7 separate regions of the Mus musculus genome follow, and regions 1, 2, 4, 5, 6 and 7 are each linked to region 3. A link is a loop called in an ENCODE intact Hi-C map of the cell type or tissue named here. Cell type or tissue: left cerebral cortex. All regions are shown on one strand.

Region 1 (4,000 bases), 130 kb before region 3:
TTGCTGGGATGACCACAGCATGGGTCACTGTGCTCTGCTTTTCGTATGAGTTCTGGAGATCTGAACCCTGGTCCCCACAAGCGTGACGCTAACACTTTATCGACAGAGCTGTCTCTCCAGCCCCAGGGATCCATTTTTGTTAACTCAGAATCAATCATTTAGGAACTGATTCTCAGTGATCTTACTATCAATTTTTTTCCCCCAGAGAATAAATCTGGCAGACTGACCCTTGTTAGGCATGCAAGGTGCTCGCTCCTTGTGGAAAGGCATCCCCAGGAGGCTGAATTAAAGAAGACTAGATGCATATTGAATTAGATTTAAGGGAATTGTGTGTTTGTTCTTAGGGGATTTATCCAGCAGCAGCAGACCTTGAGGAATAACCTTCCTCCTACCCAGGGCATTTCCATCTGATAACTGATCTGGTTGATTTCCTTCCAAGCTTTTGGAGACGTCACAACGTCATGCTTCATTGAGGTCCCCTCCTGCTGAGCTTCACCGGGCTGTTCCTCTTCCATTTACTCTATCAGCAGTGTAGTATGGCTTCAAGAGAACTTGGCTTAAATTCCCAGCAGTGGCATTTGCGGCTCGAGAGCAAACAGCTTTAACCTGAAGATCCGCAGAGTTGGGAGTAGAATAATCAGGGCCTCCTCTCCTGTGAGAATGAGTGGAACACTGAAGGCCGAGTTCCTGGTGGTGTGCCTTGTAAGTGGCCGCCGCCCAACACCCAGTCCTGACGGCCGTTGATTACATTACAGGTGTACATTGACAGCCAAAGGTACATATCCGCCACATCAAAGAACGCCTTCAAAGACTTATTATGTCTTTAAAACATTGCTATTATCCCCGTGGCTAATTTTTAGATTGCATTTCAGAGACCCCTTTTACTGAGACCTCTTCTCTAACAGGGAGGGTGGATCTCATTTGAGGCTTGCAGCCATCCAGAAACGATATGAAACTTAGTAACGCCAGTTGGGTTTTCAAAGATCAGATGTTCCCAATCCAATTCTTCTGTGGAATAAAGTAGACTCTGTTAGAGATTGGCACACGCCCTACAATTAATTTCTTAATAAAGCATGTCCTGTAGGAGAGCTCTTAGAATTTCCCTCTGTTAGAGTCATAGCTAGCCTGTTGTACTATCTTACAAAGAGGAAACAGATTCATTCGACGGCTTGGATCTCCCAGTGCTGAAATGCTTCTCAGAAGTTCCATTAAACCTTTATTGCTTTATCTATTTTGGAAGATTTGGAGTATTCAGAGCCTTTCATTATGGCAATTAATGCCTCTGATGTAAGATTGGATTTGATTACAAGAACTCTGAACAAATATATTGCTTTTTTTTTTAATTTCTGAAAAATGGTTACCAAAGGAAAGAATTTGACTTCTGTCCAGAAGGAATATCTGATTTGTTTGGACTTCAGATAAGCTCAGGCCATACATGTTTAGCCAAGAGTGCAAGTTATGGGCTGATCTTCAAGCCCTGCCTGTATGAGGCTCAGCCTTCAGAAGCTACGACCGCAGCAAGAATCCCACATGGGGAGTAACAGTGCACTAGGCAAGCAGTAGAGTACTTGCCTAGTGAGTGCAAGCTCTCAGGTTTTATCTCCAGAACTGGGGTAGGGGGTGGGGGAGGTGGGGGGTGTGTGAGAAAAACACACGAGCAGTAAATAGGTTTCTGGACAAATTAAATGCTCAGGCCAAAGCAAGCAAACAAAAGAGACGCTTATCAAGAAGCCAGGGAGCATAAGAGCCAAGCATGTCCAGGACTTTGGTGGACTATACTATAGCATTGTATTCAGGCAAAGGGGCAGAGCAAGTGAGGAAAACCAGAGCTGAAAACAAAACAAAACAAAACACCCACCCTCCAGAAAAAAGCAAACAAAAAACCCCCAGAGCGGTCGGTTGTTCGGTCGGTCAGGGGAGCAGAGGTAGCCTTCTTTCTAAGCTCTGCTCTTGAGATGTTTGCTTCATGGAGCTTCAGCTCTGTGGAGTGCTCTTCACTCCTCCCAGGGATGGTGTAGGGAGCGCACAGATGGATATCCATCCCTGACATAAAACATCACTGACACTTGCCCTCTTGTCTTCTTCTTCTTCTCATCATTTTTATATGATGTCTATGCATGTGTGTGACTGTTACATGCTATGGCTCGTGTGTGGAGGTCAAAGGACAACTTTGTGTATCAGTCCTGACTTCCCATCTTGTTTGAGTCAGGCTCTCTTGTTTGCTTCTTGTGTTCCAGGCTAGCTGGCCCCAGAGTCTCCAGGCACTCCTCCACCTCTGTCTCCTATCTCCCCTTAGAAACACTGGGATTACAGCCATGCATTACTGTGGTCTGGCTTTACATGACGTCTGGCGATTCAAGCTCAGGTCCTCATGCTTGCCCAGCGAGTGATTTTTCCCACTGAGCCCTGCCCCCAAACCCCAGCCCAGAAACCTTTCTTGGTTCTCTTGCTGTTTCTGTAATGCCACAGACGACAGCAGATGAGCCAGTCTCTCTCATTTCTCCCCTATTGCATTGCCTTTGCCCGACATAAGCTCAGCAGTTCACTTCCCCTTCGTCTGGGCTAAGGGTGTTTTGGGGCAGCGCAAGTGTCTGCCAGGCACAGGTGGGAACTAGACTTGGGAGAGCCAGGAGTGGGAGGGAGGGGATAGAACAAAGTGTGGTTATTGGAGCTTGCTACCCTTATCAAGGCTGTGGATACCAAATGTGTTTGCTTGGTTGGCAAATAATTATTGAATGGCTATTAAGTGGCAAAGATGATTTATGTCCGCACAAATCAATAAATACCAACAGGTGGTAAGTAGACTTTGCTAATAGGGAATAGTGACAGGGGAATATTGGTTGTCATGGTGGGGAGAGTGGGAAGCTATTGGAATGTGGTAGTTGAAGATGGTCTCGCTGGGTGAGACTTAAAGGATGAGAAGGACTCCAGGGATGGAGATAATGAGATTGGGAAAGTCTTCAGGCAAAAGAAAGCTTAGAGATCAAGGGAAGCCAGGAAGCCGGAGGGCCAGTGTGAGGAAAAGTGATAAGGCTCTGAGAGATGGGACTGGACTTTATTCCAAGCACCACAGAAAACCACACGAGAGGGGTTTTGTTGTTGTTTTTTGGGGGGTGGGGGTGGTGTTTTTGGTTTTTAAAGTATTACATTTGTTTGTTTATTTATTTATTTATTTATTTATTTATTTATTTATTTTGTGTGTGTGTGTGTGTGTGTGTGTGTGTGTGTGTGTGTTACAGATATATTTGTGTTACCACATCTAGGTGTAGAAATCAGAGGACAACTTTCAGGAGTTGGTTTTCTCGCTACCGTGTGGGATCCAGAGGTCAAGCTGAGGTCATCAGGCCTGCGACAGGCTTTACCTGCTGTTCTTTCCATGGTACCAAGACAGAACGGCGGCCTGTCACACACCAGGAAAGCAGTTAGTCACCGAGCTGCATCCCTAGCTCTTCACACCTGCTCCATGCCACAGCACCTGCATGCATGCATGCATGTATGCATGCATGCTTACCTGCGGGCATTTCTGACGTCTCATGTGGGCCGTTTTATTTACATCTACCAGGAAGTTCATCACCAGAAATAATAGTTATGACCTCATGATTCCTAGTCTGGTCTTTAAGAAAACTTCAGGTTGTCATTCAAACAAAGTGTGTTATCAATCGACAGGAGAAGAGATGTGGAAGGATCAGGCACTTCTAGTTCTAGGATGGATACACAGTCCTATGTCCTGCCCTGATCTACTACATATATCCTGTTTGTTAACTTATAGCCTCTCCTTACAGCCTTTCCTTGTCACATGTGTGTGCGTGTATGTGTGCATCTCTATGTGTGTGATCTCTGTAACTCTGTGAGTGTGTATCTCTTTCTCTCTCTCCATATGTGTGTGAATCTCTCTGTGTGTATCTGTGTATGTGTGTGTATCTCTATGTGTGTGTATTTTTTCCTCTCTTCATGTATGCGTGTATCTGTGTGTGTGTATGTGTGTATACCTCTCTATGTA
Region 2 (4,000 bases), 84 kb before region 3:
AAGGTATATAGACTTGAGTGGGACTTAATCCTTCTAAAATTCAATATCTTCACCTCCGAGACACTAGAGATAACATCATATACATTGTGGGCCGACAATAAAGACTACATCAGGTAACACGAACATTTTAGCACTCAGCAAGTCCTTGTTATCCTGGCTGTTGTTATTTCGTTCTACGAGTGCACCAGGCTAAGTTAGTGCAAAGTTAGTGCCTTTCTCTGCCCTTCCGTGCACTTCCCTCGCATCATTTCCCCACCTCTCACCGAGGCTTCCTCCCTCTGTCCCCATTGTCCAGAAGTTCTTTGCCCAGCATCCTGCTCCCCGCCCCTTCCTGCTTCTACTTCCCCCACCTCTACTCTTTCCTCCTTCTTTCCCTTTTGATTCCTTCTTTCGCTTCCCATTCAGCCGCTGCCCCGCTTCCTGTTTTCCCCGCTGTCTCACAGTTTACACCCTTTGCCTTAGCCCATCACCCCTCTCCCTGCTCATTTCCCTCTCTTCTGTGTTACGGTCTCACATTATCTCTGCTTCTGCCTTTGGCTTCCTTGACGTTGCCAGGACTCACCCCTCTTCCATCTCCCATGGCCTATCTCTCTTCTTCATGGTTTTGCCTGGAATTGTGCCTGGTTCTTGTGCCTCTGAGAAGTCCTCAGTGAATCTCACCTCATGGTGTTCAGACCTTCAGGAATTCAACCTCCTCAGTGTGGGTTGGGGCTTGTGGCTTGAATCCAATAAATGGCCCATTATAACACTGATAGGATACCACTTTTAAGTTTTGATTAAAAAAAGAAAGCAATGTCTGTCTTGATGCTTTTTGGCTCCAGGGAACACAGCCATTATGTTGCAAATGACCTGACTAACAAGACTTCAGACCAAGAACCTCAAGTTTCCATCACCAGCCAGAGGACCTGTGGCTGGCCAACAACCAGCCGAGCTCTTAACCCTCCCAAGAGCCTCTTTATAGCCCCTCTGGCATCTTCACTGTACTTGTATAAAAGATCCCAAGTCAGGGGTTCCCAGGCAAGATGCTTCTGGACTTCCAACGCAGAAAACCTATAAAGCAAGCAATGTTTGTGACTTAAGGTAACTATGTCTGGCCGTAACTTATACGGACTCTTTGGACCTCAGTCTCCTTGGGACACTTAGAGGTTATTCGGGTCTACTGCGTCAAATGTCCTGTGCAAGAGGAGGCAGCTGTGGATGCTCTGAGGCCCATCCCGTCTGTTTTCCATAGGAAGTCCAGTGCCCCCCACATCTCTTTGTGCTTTAAGCTCCGCTTCTTTCTATTTGCCTCACATTTTGGCTCCTATTATCTGAAGTCTGTTTCTAATTTCTGGCAGAACTGCAGTGGCCTGTTGTTACCTCACTCTGCATGACAAGCCAATTTCATGTCCGAGTCACGGCTATTGTCTCTGTCCTCTGATAATCTCTCTTGATTTTTTTTCTTTTAATTCCCATAGAACATGTGACTATAGAGAGTTGCCCTTGTGCCTGATCTTAGTGCTGTGTGGCCCCCAGACAGGGGTGAACAACAGACAGACAGACAGACAGACAGCCTGTCTGCCACTGAAGCATCTTTTCTTGTTTAAGAATTTGCTCTCCAGATTTCAGGTTCCCTTCCAACTCCTGTAAAGACTGGAACATATTAAATAAAAGCTGAGCTGAAATTGGATGGAATGTCTCAGGCACTTAGAGTCAAGAGTTCTCTTTCAGGGGAGCACGTGGGAAAGGGGCCAGGGCGTGTCTGCGTGAACGTAAAAGAAGAAGGCTTTCCTATCTTTCTGTTACCATTCCATCTTTAAGCAGAGACAACATCTTTTTTTTCTTAAGCAGGGCCTGTAACCTAGGATCCATCACTTATGTATGGTGTCCATGGCAACCAGGCAATGGTATGGGATCCCTTTTCACTGGGGAATTCCTTTTATGGCTCATTTCCAAAACCAGCATGGCCAGTACAAGAGTCTGCAGTTTCCCAGTTGCTTAGCAACCAGATCCCATGCTCTGGTCTCTAGGAAAAACAGGCAGATTTTTTTTTTAAGTGTTTGTCGTCAGAATCATATGTTACATTGTCTCTACTTTGTCTCTTTAGAATAAAATAATTAGTGTGTGATAAGGATGCAGGAAAGGGCAACTGCTCCCTCCCTCTTTTCTGCTCATGCCTCCACTGCTCCTGGCGGGCTGCTGCAGGCAGGCAGGGAGAGGGAGGGAAATGGTAGCAAGCTTTCAGCTTGTAATTAAGCACTGCGAGCCATCTGCACATTGAAAGCTCTACATTTTTAACGTCTCGTGGGGACATCAAGTATGTCTTAAGCCAGCAATCTGTGATGCAGTCCCTCCCTCTCTCAAACCAGAAAAGCCAGACTCCACCCACAGGTGTCATTTGGCCACATCTTCCCTTACATTCCGAGGGGGCTGGGCAGAGTCAGTGTGCTGAGAAAGGGCATGTGACCTTGTGCCTCTGAGTGACAGCTGAGGGTTTGCACCATGGATGATTCTGTTATCCATATCTGGTAGGTGTAGAGCAGGGAGGAAGCTCAACACTCTCACATAAAGGATAAAGACGTATCCTGCTGGCAGTGTCACGAAGCTAACTAAGGCTGAGAAACTCTAACTTAAGGAATCAGAAGACGCATCTGTCTTGTTCAAATCCAGCACTCTGACTGATGAGGTAAGGGGCGGGGCATGGAGACCATCCTAATCAGCACACACAGTACCAGCCCTCATTTCTCTATGACAGGGAAGCTCAAAGCCCTTATAGCGGCTGATTAAAGGAGTGTTGATCAGTTAGTCCTCTGGAGTTTGTGACAATGGAGGTAATCCATAAGGAGACCTCCCCATAAGGACAGACAGTGGAGTAGACTTGGCGCTGGACAGTACCAGCCTCGCAAGCTGATGACCAAGATTAGCCATTGTGTTCTTAGGGTTTGGTGTAGGCCTTCACTCTTGCACAGCAGATGTCTCACCTACTGAGCATTTCCTCAGGCCAGGAATTGCATTTGTATAAGGATATTGAGGACCAAAGATGATGTGTGCGTGCACACACACATGTACATCTTTGTACATGCATCTGCTGTGGTAACAAACACAAGGCAGGCTCTTGATGATATACATTCATATATACAGTTTTGTTTTTTTTTTTTTTTACAAACTCTTCCCCAGTGATGCTGAGAATGAGGCTAAAAGCTGTGTGCTAGGAATATGCAATTGGCCTCCCTATTGTGTCATCTATGACAATCAGATTTCCCTCAGGATAATATGCTTGTACCAGATGTCACAACATTATGTAAGAGGGTTTTGAACCTATTTCTATCTTCAGGGTTGTGCTGCTACCTCTTGCAGGATAATGCCAGACATTGCATTTGGTTTTGTGTGTGTGTGTGTGTGTGTGTGTGTGTGTGTGTGGTTAGTGTATGAATGCTGGAGACTGAGCACAGGGCCTGGTGCATGCTAGTCACATGCTCTACAACTGAACTACGCCCAAGCTCCCATCATGAGTTCAATACATTTAGTAACCTTTTCTTTCCACTTGCTTGAAACCTTGAGGATACCTCTTAATTCTAATAAGCTAATTTATTTTCACAAGATTGGATCCTTTCATAATTTTCCAAGCTGCAATAAGTGCCCTGTTAGCTCCCCAGCTTCTAACCTGGCCTTGTCTAGAAGCCCTGAAGCCCCCCAGATCACTTGCAATGCCCCTAATTTTTATTATTTTTTTCCTTGAAATTCATCTATTAAAACAGCATCTTTCATTCTATATTTTAAGTAAAGGTGGGTAACATTCTCTTTGAGGTGTTTTTTTTTTCTCTCCCTTATTCTTTCTAGCAAGTTCCCCAAACAGGGTAGCCTTTTGGAGACAGAATCCTTAGTGGGTCCCAAGTCCCCTCCTGGCTTATAACAGTTTGCATCTCATCTTCTGTAGTTTGTAACTTTTCTTCTTGCTGTCTCTTCCCTCTTGTTAAAATTCTCCTCCCAGGTCTCCCTAACTCTTCCAGCCTTACTCAGC
Region 3 (4,000 bases):
CTGCTCCGGCGGGGCCCGCTGGCCACAGCCGCCTCGCGCCAGCCGCCCGCCCGCCCAGCGCGGCCAGCTGCGAGCGCCGCTAGCGCGGGGCCCCAGGCGGCAGGCGCCGCGCTCCCTCCGCCGCCCCGCGCGCCTCCTCGGGCGGCCCCGCCCCCGTTCCCATCCCCCTCGCGCTCACCTCCCGGCTGTGCCGCGCGCGAGGCGGAGCGAGGCGCCCGCCGCCGCCGCGGTGCTGAGGGGCGAGCCTGTCCCCCCCGCGCCGCCGCTGACAGGAGGACCGCAGCGGGCTGCCAGCGCTCGCCGGCCGCGAGGCCCCGCCGAGCCCGACTGAGGTGCGGATCCTCCGTGGGGCGTCCGCGGGCGGCGCGGTCCTCACCGGAGACCACTGGCACGCGGGCTTGACCCCGAGGTGCGCCGCGCCCCTTAGAACGGCAGGTAAGGGCTGGGCGAGCAGGGAAGAAGGGTCGGTGAGGGTGAGGTGACAGGGGCGTTCGCTTGCGACGCCTCAGCTGCGGGGGCTGGGGCGAGCAGGGAGACTGGGAAACGGACAGTGAAGTGCCTCCGGTGTCGAAGGCGTGGGGAAGGCAGGCTGCCTCCGAATGAATGTGGGACCGAGGGCGGCTTCGGAGGGCTCCGGGGTCTACCACTTGGTTGTCACCGAGGTTGGTCTTGGTATTTGGTACCTGGAGGGTCTTTGGATGACGGGGACCGGGATGAGATGCGAGGCAGATTGCTAAACGTGGCAAGGAATGTGGTGCAGAACGAGTTGCAAAATGTGTCCCTGAATGCAGCATAAAAGTAGTTGTGAAATGTGCCAGGTAAAGGCACAGGATGGGCTGGCCTCTGTGGCGTAGAAATGCATGGTAGAAGTGTTATTAGGAACATGAATAATTCCTTTGGGGAAGGAGGTGTACTATAATAAAAGACTAATGGGGCTTTTGCTACATATTCTGTCGTAGGAGATCGAGAGGAGCTGCGATTTTTGACATGGGGAAAGTACCCACGTGAAAGCAAAAAAAAAAAAAAAAAAAAAAGATTGTCTGATTGTGAGATGGGAAAGGAAAAAAATGGGGCTAAAATGATTTCAGATTTTGTCATCAACATGTAGAGCATCCATGCAATTGTAGCCTGTCTCTCTATTCCAGGTGTGGAATGTTTAAAATGTTTCCCAGAAAACATAAACAATGGTCATTAGCATTAGGAAAAGATTGGATGTCTTTCACTCTCTCCTCTGCTCCTCTCAAGGAAAAAAGAAAAAAAAGAAAAACACAAACAACAAAAAAAGACAAACAAGCCAAGCACCCTGACTGTAATTGTGTGTTCAGGATCGTTAGGCAAAGGGAACGATTTTTCATGTGTCCCTGCCTTGGCTTTTTTACAGGTGAAAATAAGTGGAACAAGGAAAACAGAACAATATGGTGAACAAAAGGGATAAATTTTCAGGCATTTTGAAGGGTTGGAGCCAAAAGCTATGGCAGTGGCTAATTACAGAGCCTGGCAATAGTGGAATATTCTGGTATGTTTTAGCTCTTGAGATGGGATGGTGAGATAAGATAAAAACGCTATACAGTAAATTGGCATAAAATGCAGCAACATGGATACTGTCAATGTAGTTAGTGTTCCTTGTAGCATTTACCAGGTAAATTGTCTTCGGGATGTGAGGGAAAACCAGAAACAAATGAAACAACTGTTCCTTACCTCTCTTCCTCCTCCTTTCAACCCCATCTTTCTCTCTTAAGTGTGTGTGTGTGTCCACATGCTACAAAACGTTGTGACTTCCATCTAAGAACATCTGTGTTTTGAGAGGATTGTCAGAACATACTGTAATTTCAAAAGTAACAAAAGACAGCTAGATGAGCCATTAAAAATAACGTGTGTATACATTGAGTATCTGTGTAACTGAAACAAAAGCAGAAATATTTGATGTGTTCACCAGGGTGTATTTAATTATTGATGATATCTTGGTGTGTTATGTTGGAATTCTTATAAATTGAATTACCTGCGTGAATGTTGTTCTTATTATAGTAATTTGCCAGATAATCTGAAAATTCATAGTGATTGGCTTCGCCCTGGTTCCAGATTCATTCATTGAGGGATCATTTCCTTCAAAAACGAAATTGGATTTTCCTTGATTAATTTTGAACTTTAGTCTTTTCTGAAGATATTTAGCCTTTTCTGAAGAGGCTCTGTTGAGGCTAAAGAGAGAAGAGGGCCAGAAGAGAATAAAGAGCAGTTCTGTTGGGTCTTCCTGTTTTGTTCTGACTGTAAGCCATATGCACTGCCACCCCCTACTGTCTGTAGGAAGAGGTGTTGCAGAACCCTGTTCTTTCCTTGTTATCACTGCCCCCTTGTGTAAGGGAAGAAATTGATAGCTGCAACTTTTGGGAAACAGTCTTTTCAGATTGTTCTTTATCATTGGAGTGGCTATGTAGATCTATTAATCACTTGTTTACTTTAAAGTGCATAGCTAGGAACACATGTTAACCAGATCTTAGATTTGATGTCCCATTTAAATAGTATCTGATATTAGTTAATTCAGGTTGCTAAAAATGCTCAGGAACATGGGACTCTATTACTTTAGTAGTAGTAGGTTACATTTATACAGCATACACTTCCTGACAGTCTTGTACATTGTTTATACAGTTACAAAATTCTTTGAGGTATATATTGTTATTTCCATTTTACCCAGGAGAAATGGAAACAGATTAATTTGCCAAAGATTATGTAGCTGAGAATTGGAAATGCTGTTTTAATTTAGAAACTCTGGCTGGAAACTCTGGCTCCTAACTGTCCTTCATCACTATACTGGATTGTCCTCGAATTAGTACTGACAAGGCATACTGTACTTAAATGCACATGTCCACCATAAAGCAAATAAACTGTGTACACATGTGCAAAGAGTGCTTATAGTAAATACTTCTTTTTAGGAATTTGTTTTTAAATTCTTTTTATGTGATTATAAGCAGTAAGTAGTCTTATTCAGGACTTTTCATGTGATTAAAGACACATTTATAGTCATGTTTTCTTTGAGGAGGATCTTTAGAGGTCAAAAGTTATATTCAGGTAGTTTGATACACACACATATACCTCATGGTATTTTTTTAAAAAAGTATCAGTAAATTTTTATTGCTAACTTTATTTGGAAAATCAAGATGAAATTATTTCTCCTGCATACTTACATTTTATGTTCTCTATTTGTTTTAATGTGATTAGCAAAAATGGGTTGGATCTTTTGAATAATTAGCTTTTCCAAACAAATGTTTGCTCAGATTTTTCTTAGCACTTAACCATTGTTTTATAGATATTCCTTACATATGAAATATTTACAAAAACGAATAAAGCTCAAGGAACAGCAGTGAACTCTACATTCCTCATATAGCTTCGATTGTTTTAGAAAGTGGACTGTCACCTCTCATGATTGTGATAATTATTTATTTGCAAATTATTTCTACCAGTCTGTTCACAGAAATATTTTCTGGTTACCTTGTGACTCACATAGTTCATGTAGACAGTCTTTTACCTTAATATACATTTGTTGATATTATGGGTATTAAACATATTAATTATGAACAAACATTTTTAGGATGTAAAACTATATAATTTATTATACTGAAGAAATTGATTGAGATATAGGATCATACTTGCTCTGAATTTTTATTGATAATATTTTACTTGTAATTGGTTTGCATTTTTACTGTAAAAATTTACCACCAACACTGTTAAACCTTAATTGGTTATTTCCTTCTCCCATCATTGACTTTTTCTTCTTTGAAACAGGGTCCCCATGTGTAGCCCCAGTTGACAGTGACTTACCCATTCTGTTGTGCATCCATGGTGCTAGCATTAAAGCCATGTGCCACCTTGTCTGGCTGTTACTAATATTTTTTCCTCCAGTGGTGCTAGAGATAAGCCCACGGCCTGGTGTTTACTAACGTTAAGCTGCACTCCCAGCCCCTCACCATTGATTTTTACTTCTGTCATGCTCGCTCTCCTTGTTTGC
Region 4 (4,000 bases), 130 kb before region 3:
GAAGAGATGCTCTAGGAATAGGCACTCTGATTTTGTCTGTGTTCACGCCCAGACTCAGTGTTGTTTCTTATAAGATGAAGATTAGAAAATGGGAGAGGAAAAAAAATTAAATAAAACAGTAAAGGGAATAAATGAAAAGAAGAAAAGATACTGCACTCTTTGAAATGGTTGTTATACAGGGATCTCAGGCAGAATGTTCCGATCCAACCTCAGAGCAGAAATAAACAATTAAGGGAGGCACCCGATCAGCTTCAGAACGGAGCCCGAAAGCTAGCCTCTTAGTTAACAGTAGTCATTACGGGCTTCTCCAGGAGAGAGGAGCTTGGAGGTTTAGACCAGTGCCCACCAGGTTCTTGGTTTACATCACTGTTTCTAGGCTGCGTTTATTTTTCACTGAGGGGCTAATAGGCAGCCTTGAGTCTTCTATTTCTTTTGCATATTTAGGTACTTAGTACCTTGCTGACTGATGTCACCTAAGGGCATTTTAGATTGGGCGGAGAGCAAAGAAGATGGACAATAGAAATTGTTGGAACTTTCACCAGTGTCCCAGAGTCTCCACATGTCTGGGGTCCAGGAGACTTCTATGCAGCCCCTGTAAGCCCACATTCAGGTGGTGGCTTTGTGTTTGCAGTATGACACCCTTTCTATTCTTATCACTACCACCCCTAATTTAGGACTCAGTGGTCTCTAAACTGGATTGATGTTTGAACCTTGCAAGGACGCTCTGAGCCCCTGTCAGTCGTACCCCAGGTCCACCTCTCCCTGTGCCACGTAAACAGCCTAGGTCCCATGTCTTAATCACCAACAAGCCACTCTCAGACTCCAGCACTGCCTAAGAAGTGAGCCCCAGACTCTGGACTGTGACTGTCCCTATTTGTTCCCCAGGACTTGCTTTCTTGGTTTTGTCCTTGAGTCATTTCTTGCCAGTTGCGGCTCTAGGACATGCCAAACCCTCCTTCTCACCTTCACGCCAACTTCTAAGACGTATCTTGAGCAACACAGAGTCTAGACAAAATATGCCTTGGGGAAGTCTTTGTTTTGGGCTCTTTCTCATCTGACCTTCATTGCTCTCCCTTTCCAAACCATTTTCTATTTTTAGTATGTTTAAAGATTTTTATTACATCTTATTTTTATTGGATGTGTGAGAGGGCAAACATGCCCCAGTGCAGGGAAGGGGAGGTCAGTTTGCTGAAGTCTGTTCTCTCCTACCGTGTGGCTCCCAGTGACCAAACCCGGCTTGTCGGGCTTGGTGGCAGGTACTTTTTACCTGCAACACCATGTTCTAGTCTTGTTCTCAGCCGGCTAACAAAGATTCTCTATTAAATCGTTGACTGGTAAAGACATACCATGGAACCTCTTTCCATGGTCTTTGCTGTTCAAAGGACTATAATTAAGGACCCCCAAGTTTGAGACACTTTCTGGGATGTAGCTCAGTGCCTGTCTGGCATGAAGCTCTGGGTTTGATCCTTAGAGTGGATGTGATGGCAGATGCCTGAAATCCCAGTTCTTAGAGGAAGTGAGGGCCTTCTAGGGAAACCTCCTCACTCTGTCAGAGACTCTGTGTGGGGGGAGGGGGGTTGTGGGGATTGCAGTAAAATGAGAAGCGGGAAGCTTTTTCTTAGAGACCAAGGACCTAACTCAGAGATGATAGTAGTAGTGGTAATTAGTGATAATTATTATTACTGATTAACAGAGGAGGACATTGAGGACTAAGAGAGATAGTTGAATAGAGATGACACAGCCAAGGACTCCTGACAAGGAATGGATCCAGAGCCCGGGAGAAGACTCCCATTCCCAGCAGATTAATGTTGCCCACTAAGTAAGAAAAAAGACACTACCATACTGGCATATATTAGATATGGATTTTTAATTTTCTGTTTTAAGAGCTAGAGGAAAAAAAAAAGTACATTTCACCCCCAAAAGGCTGTTGTGAGGTTTAAATGAGAGAAGACAAACATTAATTGGTAGTTTCATTTTCCAAGGCACATTTTACTGCTAAAACACAAAGTACAAAGCTTGGAGAAGTTACCTGTCTCAGCATGAAACATTCCTATACTTAAAAAAAAAAAAGATTTATTATATTATTATATGTAAGTACACTGTAGCTGTCTTCAGACACTCCAGAAGAGGGCGTCAGATCTCATTACGGATGGTTGTGAGCCACCATGTGGTTGTGGGATTTGAACTCAGGACCTTCGGACTCGGAAGAGCAGTCAGTACTCTTACCCGCTGAGCCATCTCTCCAGCCCCTTTGCTTTGTTTTTGTTGTTGTTATTTTGTGGGGTCTCTAGGGGGTCGGGTCATGACTGCATTACCCAGGCTGACCTCAGATTCTTGGTCCTCCTACCTTCGCCTCCCCAGTGCTGGGGTTACAGGTTACAGGTGCCAACACACCTGGAAGAAAGCATCATGCCCTTGAGAGAAAGAGGCAGTGGCAAAGATCAGCTCCTAAAGAAGCTACAAAGCAATTCAGACAGTCAGCTTTTCAGGAGTAAACTTAACCCTGACATGTAAATTACAAAGCAGGTCAGCTCCTGTACTAAAAAGCAAGTGTGGCCAAAGAGAAAAGTGGAAGCCTGAGAGAAGAAACAGTTTCCATGGAAGGAAGCATCCTAAGTGCCATTACTTTTTGCCCCTGGTAAATGAGGAGAGGAAAGGGGCTTAAATAGTCATGGGTTCTAATCACCGAGGTGACCTGCATTTGCAAATAAGCCACAAGAAATCCTTTACTTGAATCTAAGAATTCTGTAAAGGGCAACCGGAAGTGTAACGATTCAGGTGAAGCCTGTGGAGGTTTCAAAACAACAACGAAATAAAGTATTTAATCCAGAGCAAACTGTCAGGAGGCTCTTCTAAGACTGCCATGCCATGTTCATGGGGACTTGGCACAGGTACGCAATGGTGTTGAAATAGCCAATCCTAACACACACACACACACACACACACACACACACAGAGAGAGAGAGAGAGAGAGAGAGAGAGAGAGACAGAGAGAGAGACAGAGGCAAACAGGGGAGGGGAGGGGGAGAGAGGAAGGCAGGGAGGGAGGGGGACAGACTACTAACTAATTAAGGTCCTTGTAAGCGTACAATCAGGAGCTTCTACAGGCCACAGAGCTTTGTGCCAAGTGGCCTCCCTCGAAATGCTTAGACAGGGTCATTTTGCCTTGAGTCTTCCATGACTAATGAGTTCCTGTTTTCATCAGCTGAGGTCATTGTGTTGCCTTCACTCATGCCTGGCACGAACCATGCTTGTTGTTTGTTAAAATCATTCCACCCTGGGTGTGGTGGTGCATCTTGTAATCCCAGCACTCCGGAGGTGGAAGTAGGAAGATTGTGAGACTCACGGCCAGCCTGGGCTACATGAGCACTGTCTCAAAAAAACAAACCAAAAGGATCCGAGAGAGATGGCTCAGTGGTCAAGAGCATTTGCTGCTCTTCCAGAAGACCCCAGTTCAGTTCTGGTTTCTCATGTCAGGCAGCTCACAACTCCCTCTATCTCTGGCTCCGGGAATCTGACACCATCTTCTGCCTATGAGGACATCCATAAACGTGTGACATGCATACACACAGATAATAGATAAATAAAATTAAATTACAATTACAAAACTAAACAAGGAAAGGAGCCCTTTCCTGAGGAGGGAAAGTGAGAAGGCATGTCGGCCTTCAGAATAACTTGGGAATACGGCTGATCAATTTTCTAAAAACTAAAATACTTTTTATTGTTTTGTGTATGATGGAGAGCATGTGCCGTGGTGCATGTGTGGATATTATTTTGTGTATGATGGAGAGCATGTGCCGTGGTGCATGTGTGGATATTATTTTGTGTATGATGGAGAGCATGTGCCGTGGTGCATGTGTGGAGCCTAGAGGACAACTTGGAGGAGTTGGTTCTCGTCCTCCATCCTGTGGGTCCCAGGGATCAAACTTTGGTCATCAGATGTGGTGGCTTAGCCAACTAAACCATCTTACCAGCCCCTGACTAATTTTCAAAACTAGCT
Region 5 (4,000 bases), 320 kb before region 3:
CTATTTATCACACTCTGGTTAGTCTTATGTACAGTATCTAGCCAGCTCACCGTGTTCCCGAGAGTGTAGCAGTCAGTCCTTAGGAACTGGTTCCAGTTGCTGCTGACGTGCCACTAGCAGGCCCAATCTAGAGGCTGATACACACATCATCATCCTGTTATCCTAAAGCAGGATGGTTAATGTGACAAAAGGAAAGACAACCTAGTGACGCAGGTTGTTGGAATACAGGTTTCTGGGCAATAGGATTTTAGAACTGGGAGGGATCTTAGGGTTCAGGCTTTTCAAATATCAAAAAAATAAAATTATTAATGTAAGATCTTTGGTCCTCTTGATAATCCTGTGTATAGCAATAAGGTCAGTAAGCTGCAGAGCCTTTGGTTTATTCAGGGTTTAGGGACATTTCAGTGTTTGAAAACTTTTTTAGTTGCAGTTAGGCCTGAGTCAGGAGAACATAAGATACCTTAGGTCTTGCCCGTCGATGTTACATCACTCTCCTAAGGCTGTCTAAGAGTTTGGTCTATCCACCCAGAAGCTTTCTCAGACAAGCAGCCCTTGTGTAGACGTATATCCAAGAAAAAGAGTCTGACTCATTTCAGCATCTCAGATAAGAATGGGCATTTCAGATAGGCTCTCAGAGCATTACCATGCATTTTAGGTGTCATAAAAACTATAGTTTATTGTTCAGTCCTGAGATTCTGCAAGTGTGTGTTTGTAGTCAGTTGCAGTGTGGCTTGAAGTTCAGCTTATAGCTGTTTACTACTTCCTTTCCTTCTACTGCATTGGGGGGCATCTCTGGTAAGCTGTCAGTGGGCGCTCATCTGGGTTCAACCAGTGAGTAAGCACATAGCTCTAGTTTCCCTGGTGACCTGACTTCGAATAGCACCACCTTCTTCCTCTGACCCTCTGGCTTTAGGGTGCTAACAGTTTCCTGCTGTAACTAGTCACAAGGGTGCCTTACTGGACAGTTTGTCTTCTTAGATCTTCAGCTTGTAAATCAAAGCCTCTGTCTTCAATATTCAAGTGTTTTTTATTTCTTGGTTAAGTCCTGACTGATAAACCATAACCTAAAAAGATTTTTTAAAAAAGTATATATCTCTCAGGAATATTTTTTTAAAAAGTATATATCTCTCAGGAATATTCAAGTAGCTCAAGGAAACATACATCAATTTTAATACTTGGGGAGATAGATGCATTAGTTGTAGTGCCAACAATAACGTGCAATTTTAAATGGGGGATATGAGCGATATATTGGCATGAATATAAGTAAAAGAATCCGTACCATATGGAACACATTTGTGTAGTCTTCTGCCAGACATAGTATACAACTAGTTCTTGAGACCTGAGCAGAACTTAGACTCTTCCTTAGTGTATACACTTATATTGGACACGTGCAAGGATAATTGTGTGATTGATCACTGTGTAATAATGGACATGTGCTATGGGTATGCAGAGGAGACCCTGCTATAAGAGGGTGACTAGACACACATTACAGTTCTTGTCAGTGTTCTTAGAAGAAATGCGCCATAATGAACTTTGGCACAGTTGATGCCACTATGGAGATTGCAGAAGCTCATCTCCCAGAGAGCAAGTGTCTCGCCCTCTGAGCCTTTGGCAGCTGATAGAAAGGAATAGAAGAAGTTTTAGGAACAAAGGAAGGAATGGAAGCTCTGAGACCTGAGCTCTGCTGAGAGTGGTTTAGGTGGTTTGATCTGCTTTTTACTCCACTGTTAAATGCTGGTTTATGCCTTCAGGTTTTGTACAGTATTAGAATACTGTGAAGGGAATGACCTGGACTTCTACCTAAAACAGCACAAATTAATGTCGGAGAAAGAAGCCCGATCCATTATTATGCAGATTGTGAATGCTTTAAAGTACTTAAATGAAATAAAACCTCCCATCATACACTATGACCTCAAACCAGGTATGGCTAACTTTCAGGAGATATTATTAAATGACTTTTAAGTTTATTAAGTCAAAGAATTTGACAGGAGCCAAGAAGACCCAACAGTCTATCACTGTAGATGCCTGGGTAACGTGGGAAGAAGAGTCCTGGGCCGCTTGGTGCTGGGAAAGGGGGGATGGGTGGGGAAATAGTACCTTGTGTGCTGAACCAGGAAAATTAATGATGACATTTAGAAACAGCTGTTCTGGCAAGTTCTATTTTGGCTTTTTCCCATTACTCACAGAATGGAGCAGTTTGTCTCAGGTCTCCCTGATAAAGTATACATATGCCTTGCCTCATTTTCTTAAGGACCCAAGCAGTTTTTATCTTTTTAAATTATCATTTAACTTAGTAGGCATCAGGAAAAGGCAAGGAGCCTTTATCCCTTACTTTATATTTCTGTTAGCTCGCTTTTTGTCTGTTTAAATGTGTGTGCCTGTCTCCTTTTATGTGGAGCTATTGGCTGTGACCTTTAAGTTTAGCCACTCACCATTCTATTTCTAGAAAAGTCACTACACTTTTCCTGCTATAGGTGGCGCTGTGGCACCATTTTTGATTCCCAAGAATGTTTTCTTTATAATTCCCCTACCCCCACCTTCCTGAAATTGCTGTTCTAAGCTTGGTAGCATAGAGAGCACACTGAAAGTTCATGTGAAATTTTCCCACATATTTTCCTCCCCTCCCCTCCCCTCCCCTCCCCTCCCCTCCCCTCCCCTCCCTCCCTCCACCCTCCCTCCCATCCCCTCCCCCCCCCCTCTCTCTCTCTTTCTTTCTTTCTTTCTTTCTTTCTTTCTTTCTTTCTTTCTTTCTTTCTTTCTTTCTTTCTTTCTTTCTTTTTTCCTCCTCTTCCCCCGCCTCTTCCTCTTCCCTCTTTCTTCTTCTTCCTCCTCTTCCTCCTCATCTTCTTCCTTCTTCTTCTTCCTCTTCCTCTTCTCCCTCCTCTCCCTCTTCTCCCTCTTCCTCTCCTCCTCCTCCTCCTCCTCCTCCTCCTCTTCCTCCTCCTCCTCTTCTTCTTCTTCTTCTTCTTCTTAAAAAATCAACTGTACAAGTAATATTTTACTTTGGCAGGTCATTTTTGTTTCCAGTGCCCAGCGTGGATTTTGGCACATTAAACAGGCAATTCTAAGAAAATAGAAATTTCCAGTGGACACTGAGGATTCTCCCAAAGTTAGAATTAGACTGTTTTATTCCAAAGATTTAGAATTCACTTGTTCCCTTCTTGTGTGTCTTTTCTCTTAATAAAGAAGTCTCATTTTATTCATAAAGGTCTTTATCTTTTTAGGTAATATCCTTTTAGTAAATGGTACAGCATGTGGAGAGATAAAAATTACAGATTTTGGTCTTTCCAAGATCATGGATGATGATAGCTACAATTCAGTGGATGGCATGGAGCTGACGTCACAAGGAGCTGGTACTTATTGGTAGGTATCAGGGAGGAAGTCTGCCAAATCGGCTGGTGGGGAGGTGGCTCTGTTATACTGACTCCTTAGTGATTAACAATTAATCCTGATGTAGTCTGCTAAGACAGAAGTAGAGTTTTTAGTACTTTGATTTTCTATATCAATTTTTCTTCTATTTTCTTTCTGTTCTTGAAAACCCTTGAGAGAGTGCTTGTATAGTCTGTCCCCTGGAGATCTGTGTTTATTACACAGTGCTGACTGTACAAGCCAGCAGAGAACAGGGTTGTTTAGTTGCCTTAAAAAAATAGCCCTGAATTCTTAACAGTTCAAGTAGAAGCCTCTCCTTGTGTTAATAGGATGAGGGATTTGTTTCTAGGATGATGAATTGTTAAGTCAAGAATTAAGGATAGGCCTAAAACAAAACAACAAATCTATAGATTCCCTCATATTCCTGTTTGTTAGCATGTCCTAAAGGGTTTGAGACTCCTTTCTACTGAGCCCTGTGTCATCCTTCTCCCAGTCACCTGACCCCACCTAGCTCTGCCTCACAGTTCTGTGAGCACTCCTGCCTGCTATTGGCTTTTCACTAGTACTTTCTACAGTGAGAGTCACAAAGCATACCTGTGCCTGGGCATGTGATTTTGTGATTGTGACCTTG
Region 6 (4,000 bases), 230 kb before region 3:
CAGGCTGAATAGAATAGGTAGAATAGCTGAATAGGTAGAGCCCTTGTCTTCTTCCAGACTGATGTTTCCAAGTTAACCCTGCTGCACAGTGGTGACAAAGAGCAGGGCAGGGTGGCACTGGGAGTGGCAGAAGGGTCCGAGCACAACAGATGGGACAGGAGAAGGGTTCTCCTTATTCTCAGAGAAACTCTTGTTCTCGTTGCTCCTTTTTGTCTTGGTTTGAGGGGACGTTTGCAGACTATGTAGAAACACTTTATCACAGTAGAATAAATAGTGTGTGGGGGAACCAGAGCAAATGACACCTGGCTGTTCACACCCAGACCCTCTCAGCTCTGTTTCTGGTCTCAAGGAGGCCCCGGCCACTCCAGCTTTCTCAGCCTCTCGCCCACAGAGTACTTCCCTTGAAAGCTGGGAGCATCCTGGAGTTGGCCCTCTTGCTTGCCTGGGTTCACCCCACACCTGCATGCGTATCAGCAGGTCGTGAGCCCTCTTCCTGGCCTTAGTTTTGGCTCTGGTGACGGTCATCTGGGCCAGCTGGGAAGCAGCTGTCAGAGAAGCTGTGTCAGGAGCCCTGTCACAGGTTGGCTCACACATCTAAGGATCTGCCTGAGACGCCCTCTCCTCAGTGTTACTGATGGGGGGGGGGTCTTTTGTTCAGGGAGTGGTGTACAGTAAGAAGGCTGACTTGGCACCACAGGGCCACAGACAGCTTGGCACCCTTTGTGCCACCCTCTGTGCCCTGACAGTTTGTCCTTTACCTCTGTGTTTACCTGGACTGAACTGGGATGGCAGGTCACAGCTGTGACTTGGTGCTGGCAGGCCATATTAACCAAATGCTGCCAAGCAGGTGAGTCATGACAAGCTGGAGGGACCAAAGAGGAAGAATGTGGCCCAGGGGAAAGGCTGGCCTCTCCTGGTTCTACTTCTGGTACCTGACTTTTGTCTTGATAGTGGCTTTGGCACAAAGACAAGGTAAGGGCTGCCAGTGGTCAGTCACTGAGGTCCGTGTGTTAGTCCCTCTTGTCCTGGGCTCCGTCCGTACAGCCTGGATTGGCTCTCCCCTCCCTATCAGTATCTGGGAAGTGTAGGCTGGGGGCAGATAGAAGGAACTTGGCCTGTATTTCCAGGAAAGAGCCTGCTGCCCTACTGCCTGTGAATAGTTGATCCTGGAGCTGGGCCAGTTCCAACTGAGACAGCAAATGAGTGGTAGACAGTCAGAGGGACCATCTGCATGGGAGCGACAGAGAAGGAAATGAATACCCTTCTTTCCTTCTCTGTGGAGACTTTTTTTTTTTGTAGTGGTGGTGGTGGAGGTGGTGGTGGTGGTGGTGGTGATGGTGGTGGTGGTGGTGGTTGGTGGTGGTTGAGACAAATGCTTCACTATACAATGCAGCCTGGAATGGAACTCCCCACAGTCTGCTTAGGCCACCACGCTGCCAGCCTAGATTCCTTTCTAAACATTCCCTGGGGATGCTCTTACACTCTCCCAGAGAGAGCAGCCTCCTGTGACAGCAGGTTTAGAAGCCAAGGTTGCCTGTTGCTTTGACCTTGAGTCTGGGGGAGCCCCCGCGGGCTCCCGGATACAGCGGTCGCACGGAGCACTAGGGGGCGCCCCTGCCCAGCCGAACGCTCTCGGACGCGCCCGTCGCCGCAGGTTCCGAACCGGGTAGCGCTGCGGGCATCTTGGAGGCGGGGCGGGGCCCAGGAGACAGGACCCTCTGAAGGTCTCCCAGTTGGGGACCAAGCCCTGCTGCCTGTCACGTCTCTGTAGGATCATGAGGCTCTCGCCGAAGCCACGCTGAGAACCCGTGCGCGGACGCCTGGCCGAGGTGCGGTCCCTGGGAGGTGGTGTGTGCAGGCAGACACACAATGGTCTTTTAGACACCTTACCGCCGCTTTCCTGGGCTGAACCCAGGCGGCAAGGCCGAGTTCTGAGCACCCAGGCGGCAGCCCTGAGATCTCGCTCAGTTGGTCTGGACCTCACATCACGTAGGGATTGGGGTTCCAAGAGCTCCTTTTGTAATGAAGAAGGGCCTTCCCCATCTCTGAACACCGGGAGCCTGGCACCCTAGGACTGCGTGTCCTGAATAGCAAACTGGTTTTCCTAGGATGCAGTCTTGGCCCCACCCTGGGGAGCTCTGGACTGGTGCAGTGTCTCTTCTGGTCAGGTATTTATTTGTGTGTGGGGGGGGGGTGTAGGGGAGGGGTCCACAAAGCATCCCTGCAATGGGCTGCATCAACCCTGCCTGTGGGCTGTGCATGAAAGACACATTCCAGAGCCCCACCCCACCGCTGGAGTGGAGTCTGTGGGAGGGCCCAGGAATCTGTGTTTCGGGTAAGTTCTCGAGATTGTGGATGCCAGCGTGGGAATCACTCTCCTAAAGCTCTCAGGGCTGGGCAGGCTTTTGTAAATTGTCTCCTTGAAGAACCCAGAGAGACCCAGTTGTCACATCCCTCCAATTCCCTGCGACACTTATTCTCTCTGTGGATAGAGTCTTCCTTAAAGCTTGCCTCTGAGCCCTCTGCTTTAATTAGGCTCATCTTCTCCAGGGGGAATTTCTATGGAATAAGAAACCAGTCTGAAGGAGGCTGGAGACCTGTTGGCTTTGTTCAACCTCTGAATCCAACAGACCCACTTGATGTGCTTAATGTCATCAAAATCCAATCAAAACGCTTGCTTGTCAAAGGAGCGCTCTCTTTGGTAATGGCTAACCAGCCTGCTTTTAGGATCTGGGAAGGAAAATCCCAGGCAGGATCCTGGCAGGAAAAACAACAAAACAAAACAAAAAAACCCAACCAACCCTCCATCACGGGCTGGATGCCAGAGGACCTAACAAGGAAAGCACTCTCTTCCGCCTAGTTGACCCTTTCCCTTGGTTTCAGGATGAATTAAAAAATCTTATCTGCTCCACATCCAGCCGTCTTGATTGATTTCCAGCTAAGCCTAACGTTTCCCGAGCTTGGTGGGGTTATGTTGCCTCTGGGTGGTGGTCATAACTTCCTTCCAGGGTAATAGATTCAACACAGGAGCAGAAAAGAGGCAACCTAGCAGGCACCCTTACTGGGGGCAGGACAGGATGCACCCCCAAACCTACTTTCATTTTCTTCCGGTCTGGGTTGTGGGTAATTTCTTGACAACTGTGAGAGAGAAGACAGTGAGACATGAATTGTTTTTACAATGCAGCTGTGAACAGATGTGTACCTCCCTGGCCTCGGAATGTCCTAGAACTCCTGTGACTCGCCAAGGTGCTGGGGATCAGGGCTGCTTTTCTGCACCGATGGAGATCAGCTTGTCCCAAGGACAGTGCAGTGATAACCCGGGTCACCTTTGCTGCTTCGGGCTTCTATATTTGGCAGTGTGAACAGACTCGCTTCCTTTCAGCAATTGATCTGAATAGCAGAATCCCTTTCTGATGGTCCAGGCACAATTTACAGGCTGCGGGGAGGGAGGCTGTGCTAATTGGCCACTTGCCTCGCCACTGGCTTTTAAACAATCGCTTGTATTCTCTGCTCGGCAGGAAGCTGCCGACCCATCCAGGCCCTGGGCTCTCTTTGTTCTGACTTTATGGCATTTTATGCCACAATAAGAAATGCTGTGGACTCCATGGGAGCCATTGTGCCAGGCTGCAAGGATGTGGGCCCTGTCACAGAGGGCTTGGTGCTATTTCCCTGGGAAGAACAGGGACTTTGTGACAGGCTAAAGACAAAACAGGGGGTGCTGGACAATGTCACTGGACAATGTCACCGGTCAACTCCCTGGCCTGGGTGGAGGCACTTCTTGTCCACAGGCTCTTTTCTGTGGCCAGGGGAGGGGGGGGGCAGGGGAAGGATGGGATTTCGTCTAGAATAGCGGGTCTTGGTAACCTGTGGATTATGCATCAGGTGTACTCTACTAACCTCTGATGCCAATGCTCTGGGCGGCCCAGGCAACCTCACTCTGCCCTGAGATTCTGTGGCAGGTGCTCATAGATAGACAGACAGACATCTGACCAGCCCTCCC
Region 7 (4,000 bases), 240 kb before region 3:
GCTGGTCACCATTGCAAACCCCTTAGAGCAAGGTAGGGTCAACCTATGGGGAGGTGCTGGTGTCTCCCCACAACTCGCTACAGCAGAGCAAACAGGGGCTACCCCATCACTCTTTCCTTTCTTCTGGGGGACTGCAGCATTTATCACAGCCAGCCTCCCCAACGTGACCTTTGACCTTTGGATTGGCCTGCATGCCTCTCAGAGGGACTTCCAGTGGATTGAACAAGAACCCCTGCTCTATACCAACTGGGCACCAGGAGAGCCCTCTGGCCCCAGCCCTGCTCCCAGTGGCACCAAGCCGGTGAGGACCCACACCACAGTGCTTTTCTCTGTCGCTGTCCCCCTCTCCCCTACCTCGCCCTTCCAGCCTCAGCTGTCCTTAGATGGGGCAGCCACTGAGGTTCCCCTAAGTAGCCTTTTCCCCCAGACCAGCTGTGCGGTGATCCTGCACAGCCCCTCAGCCCACTTCACTGGCCGCTGGGATGATCGGAGCTGCACAGAGGAGACGCATGGCTTCATCTGCCAGAAGGGCACAGGTACACGCAGCTGCTACACAGAGACACCCCTGCACTGGCTAGCTGCTCTGGGCCGGTCCAGAAGGAACCAAACATTGAATCTCTTTTCAGGGGCCATAGAGGTCCCTCCAGAGTCATGTATCTGCTTGGGAAGCAGGTGGTCTGCGGGGGGGGGGGGGGTGTGTGTGTGTGACATGCTGCTATGTCTAGGGTCAGAACCCCTGAGGTTCAACGTCAAGGCATCTCCAGCTCCTTCTGCATGTTAGCAAATAGAAAGCTCACTGATAAGGATGGCGACTGGCCATCCCCAGTGGAGACCTGCTCTGAGTCTGATGTCTGGTTTTCCCTAGCTTAGTCTCATACCTGGGAATGGGGTAAGGGTGGATGGGGCAGAGCTCGGTCTGAGTCCTGCCCCCTTTCCCTGTAGACCCCTCGCTAAGCCCATCCCCAGCAGCAACACCCCCTGCCCCGGGCGCTGAGCTCTCCTATCTCAACCACACCTTCCGGCTGCTGCAGAAGCCACTGCGCTGGAAAGATGCTCTCCTGCTGTGTGAGAGCCGAAATGCCAGCCTGGCACACGTGCCCGATCCCTACACACAAGCCTTCCTCACACAGGCTGCACGGGGGCTGCAAACACCACTGTGGATCGGGCTGGCCAGTGAGGAGGTGGGCTCCTAGGTCAAGATTTTGCCTCGCTTACCCCCACCCTACCTTCTGCCTTGATTTCACTTCCTCCTTCCACCTTGAGAGTATGTTCCCTTTATTCTCACCTATGGCTACCTAATACCCAGGGCTCACGGAGGTATTCCTGGCTCTCAGAGGAGCCTCTGAATTATGTGAGCTGGCAAGATGAGGAGCCCCAGCACTCGGGAGGCTGTGCCTACGTGGATGTGGATGGAACCTGGCGCACCACCAGCTGTGATACCAAGCTGCAGGGGGCAGTGTGTGGGGTGAGCAGGGGTGAGTACCACCCGTGAGGGCCAAGGCTTGCGCAGGTGCAGGTGGTTCTGGGAAGATGTTCGGGCTACGTCTTCAATTCTGCACTCCAACAGGGCCCCCACCCCGAAGGATAAACTACCGTGGCAGCTGTCCTCAGGGCTTGGCTGACTCGTCCTGGATTCCCTTCAGGGAGCATTGCTATTCTTTCCACATGGAGGTGCTGTTGGGCCACAAGGAGGCGCTGCAGCGCTGTCAGAAAGGTGGGTGAGAGCAGCCTAGCCCAGATCCGGGACTCTGAGGCCTGGAGAAAGAACTTCCCCTCTGCCTATAGGCACTTATCTCAAGCTCCCCTCGCTGTTTAATACACAGACCATGTTGTGTCATCTACAGAATATCCCACGGTCCACAAGTGCTGAGATTCACACCATCTTGCACTTGAGCTGCCAGAGAAGAGTGCCGGGGTTGCTGTGAAGCGGGAGGGGGGGGAAGTAGTTTGGGGGGGGGGTCTATCACCATAAGGAGAATCTGCTTGTCCTGACATGGGCTTTCTTTGTGTCCAGCTGGTGGGACGGTTCTGTCCATTCTTGATGAGATGGAGAATGTGTTTGTCTGGGAGCACCTGCAGACAGCTGAAGCCCAAAGTCGAGGTGCCTGGTTGGGCATGAACTTCAACCCCAAAGGTGGGTGCTCTGTGTACGGGAAGGGAAGGGCTCAGGCTGCAAGAGGGATGCTTACCACTGTCTCCAGGCTTGTGAAAGTACAGCAGTGGATCGTGGTTATCGCCTCCCACCTAGAAACCCCCCTTCCACCTATTCCCATTCCCACACCTTCCCAATGGGTTCCTTCCACAGGAGGCACGCTGGTCTGGCAAGACAACACAGCTGTGAACTATTCTAACTGGGGGCCCCCTGGCCTGGGCCCTAGCATGCTAAGCCACAACAGCTGCTACTGGATCCAGAGCAGCAGCGGACTGTGGCGCCCCGGGGCTTGTACCAACATCACCATGGGAGTTGTCTGCAAGCTCCCTAGAGGTAAGCCAGGATCTCGGTCAACAGCTGGGCCCATAGCTGGACTCACAGCTGGATGTCCAGCTGGGTCTAGGGTTACTTGATATACAGGGGCATCTGCTTTGGCCGGAGGGCATCAAGTACATTAGTTTGCAGCAAGGACTGACGCAGGGCCTCAACTTTCCAAAGTACACATAAGCCCAGAGGACAGCAAGCCCCATCATTCTATAGTGGTTAGGGACAAGGGATGGTCAAGCCCTGGACACTCACGTATTGACTCTGAGGCCTGGGGATATAGTCCATTTGGTAAAGTCACGCAAGCACCAGGATCCGAGTTAAGATTCCCAGCACCCCAATAAAATCCCAACATTGAGTGCCATCACCTGTAACCCTAAGACAGAAAGGGAGACGTGTATTTGTGTTTTATAGGCCCCTGGAGCTCATTCACCAGCCATGAGCTGAATCCATACGTTGTAGGTTCAGTGGTAGACCCTGCCTCAAAACACCGAGGTAGAGAGGCATCAAGGAAGACACAGTGCAATAACCTTGACCTCTGACCTCTACGCACATGCACACTCACAAGTATCTGCTTATATTCACCTATAAGAACACATACATAGACACACACACACCTGTCCCATCAGCTTCCTCATATATAGAACGGAAATAGTAGAAGCCAGGTCCTAGAGTCCTGGGAGGTTCAGTGACTCTGCAAGGTGACATTCACAAAGCAGTTCACAGGCACTTATTTAAATTGTGACTATGATTTCTGTGAGGACTGATTGTGATTCTCTGGCTCTCTCCTCTCCTACAGTGGAAGAGAACAGCTTCTTGCCATCAGGTGAGTGGAGGGAATGAGCGAGCCCCGGCCTGGTTCTTTCGCTGGCTCCTCTGTCCCTGTGGTCATGACTGGGGCCTGATGTGAACTCCCCACCTCCATCTCAGCAGCCCTCCCCGAGAGCCCGGTTGCCCTGGTGGTGGTGCTGACAGCGGTGCTGCTCCTCCTGGCCTTGATGACGGCAGCCCTCATCCTCTACCGGCGCCGACAGAGTGCGGAGCGTGGGTCCTTCGAGGGGGCCCGCTACAGTCGCAGCAGCCACTCTGGCCCCGCAGAGGCCACCGAGAAGAACATTCTGGTGTCTGACATGGAAATGAACGAACAGCAAGAATAGAGCCAAGGGCGTGGTCGGGGTGGAGCCAAAGCGGGGGAGGCAGGGGCCCCAAGGGCGTGGTCGGGGTGGAGCCAGAGCGGGTAAGGCAGGGGCCCCAGGTCAGCAGGCCCCCATCACCCATCAGCCCAGTTGTCTTTGGATGGCAACCCTTGGGAGTTGCTACTGGGTGCCGGGGGCATAGCTTGCCATGGGGTGGGAGTACCCAGCCTACCATAGAGGCTAGGCTGAGACTTGGCAGTGGGTCATGTTCCCCTTTCCCTTGGGCCTGGGATCGTGTCACCTGGACCTGGACCCCATGGCAACTGGAGGCAATATGAGAAGGGACATGAGCTTATTCATGTCTTTTCCTCCCCAGATCCCTGAGCCT

The links. A loop is a pair of places that touch in the nucleus more often than their neighbours do. Peaks named below come from ENCODE experiments on the same cell type or tissue, not always from the same donor. Only the 100,000 strongest peaks of a DNase experiment are listed, where the experiment ranks them.
Region 1: a loop joins it to region 3, with 2.9 times the contacts of the local background. A loop is called at or near these places in 9 of 42 quality-filtered maps.
Region 2: it touches region 3 in a loop (2.8-fold over the local background); 6 of 42 quality-filtered maps call a loop at or near these places.
Region 4: a loop joins it to region 3, with 6 times the contacts of the local background. A loop is called at or near these places in 10 of 42 quality-filtered maps.
Region 5: a loop joins it to region 3, with 2.5 times the contacts of the local background. A loop is called at or near these places in 11 of 42 quality-filtered maps.
Region 6: a loop joins it to region 3, with 5 times the contacts of the local background. A loop is called at or near these places in 32 of 42 quality-filtered maps.
Region 7: a loop joins it to region 3, with 4 times the contacts of the local background. A loop is called at or near these places in 22 of 42 quality-filtered maps.

Annotation. Positions count from the first base shown.
Region 1 is chr11:105,462,291-105,466,290 of GRCm38, forward strand. The region is part of intron 1 of Gm39417 (a long non-coding RNA gene); the gene reads left to right. Among named protein-coding and RNA genes, the nearest start is that of Marchf10, 7.6 kb to the left of the region's middle. In left cerebral cortex, no CTCF peak of the experiment used is centred here; a DNase peak (open chromatin) is centred at 2,463.
Region 2 is chr11:105,506,147-105,510,146 of GRCm38, forward strand. Gm35828 (a long non-coding RNA gene) reads left to right here and starts at 2,411. Exons shown (of 3, transcript XR_880249.3): 1 at 2,411-2,665. In left cerebral cortex, a CTCF peak has its summit at 2,128; DNase peaks (open chromatin) are centred at 316, 2,006, 2,199, 2,455 and 1 more place; H3K27ac peaks cover 1,976 bases.
Region 3 is chr11:105,589,815-105,593,814 of GRCm38, forward strand. Tanc2 (tetratricopeptide repeat, ankyrin repeat and coiled-coil containing 2) reads left to right here and starts at 172. Exons shown (of 26, transcript NM_181071.3): 1 at 172-435. In left cerebral cortex, a CTCF peak has its summit at 2,314 (motif pointing left); DNase peaks (open chromatin) are centred at 229, 665, 1,552 and 2,281; H3K4me3 peaks cover 2,740 bases; H3K27ac peaks cover 2,003 bases.
Region 4 is chr11:105,456,914-105,460,913 of GRCm38, forward strand. The region is part of intron 1 of Gm39417 (a long non-coding RNA gene); the gene reads left to right. It also overlaps a transcript of Marchf10 not described here. Among named protein-coding and RNA genes, the nearest start is that of Marchf10, 2.2 kb to the left of the region's middle. In left cerebral cortex, a CTCF peak has its summit at 2,070; a DNase peak (open chromatin) is centred at 809; H3K4me3 peaks cover 625 bases; H3K27ac peaks cover 1,368 bases.
Region 5 is chr11:105,267,875-105,271,874 of GRCm38, forward strand. It overlaps Tlk2 (tousled-like kinase 2 (Arabidopsis)), which reads left to right. Exons shown (of 22, transcript NM_001112705.2): 18 at 1,752-1,921; 19 at 3,225-3,363. Among named protein-coding and RNA genes, the nearest start is that of Mrc2, 23 kb to the right of the region's middle. In left cerebral cortex, a CTCF peak has its summit at 2,463; a DNase peak (open chromatin) is centred at 2,476.
Region 6 is chr11:105,361,421-105,365,420 of GRCm38, forward strand. Marchf10 (membrane associated ring-CH-type finger 10) reads right to left here. Exons shown (of 12, transcript NM_172568.2): 11 at 3,096-3,138. It overlaps LOC115487808 (a long non-coding RNA gene), which reads left to right and starts at 1,425. Exons shown (of 2, transcript XR_003949780.1): 1 at 1,425-1,829. In left cerebral cortex, a CTCF peak has its summit at 1,596 (motif pointing right); DNase peaks (open chromatin) are centred at 1,181, 1,772, 2,328, 2,686 and 1 more place; H3K4me3 peaks cover 2,172 bases; H3K27ac peaks cover 2,458 bases.
Region 7 is chr11:105,346,293-105,350,292 of GRCm38, forward strand. It overlaps Mrc2 (mannose receptor, C type 2), which reads left to right. Exons shown (of 30, transcript NM_008626.3): 21 at 1-32; 22 at 138-301; 23 at 428-536; 24 at 943-1,181; 25 at 1,307-1,475; 26 at 1,568-1,714; 27 at 2,015-2,134; 28 at 2,306-2,485; 29 at 3,276-3,302; 30 at 3,407-4,000. The coding sequence ends at 3,633. Among named protein-coding and RNA genes, the nearest start is that of Mrc2, 56 kb to the left of the region's middle. In left cerebral cortex, a CTCF peak has its summit at 1,669 (motif pointing right); DNase peaks (open chromatin) are centred at 1,108 and 1,676; H3K4me3 peaks cover 549 bases; H3K27ac peaks cover 518 bases.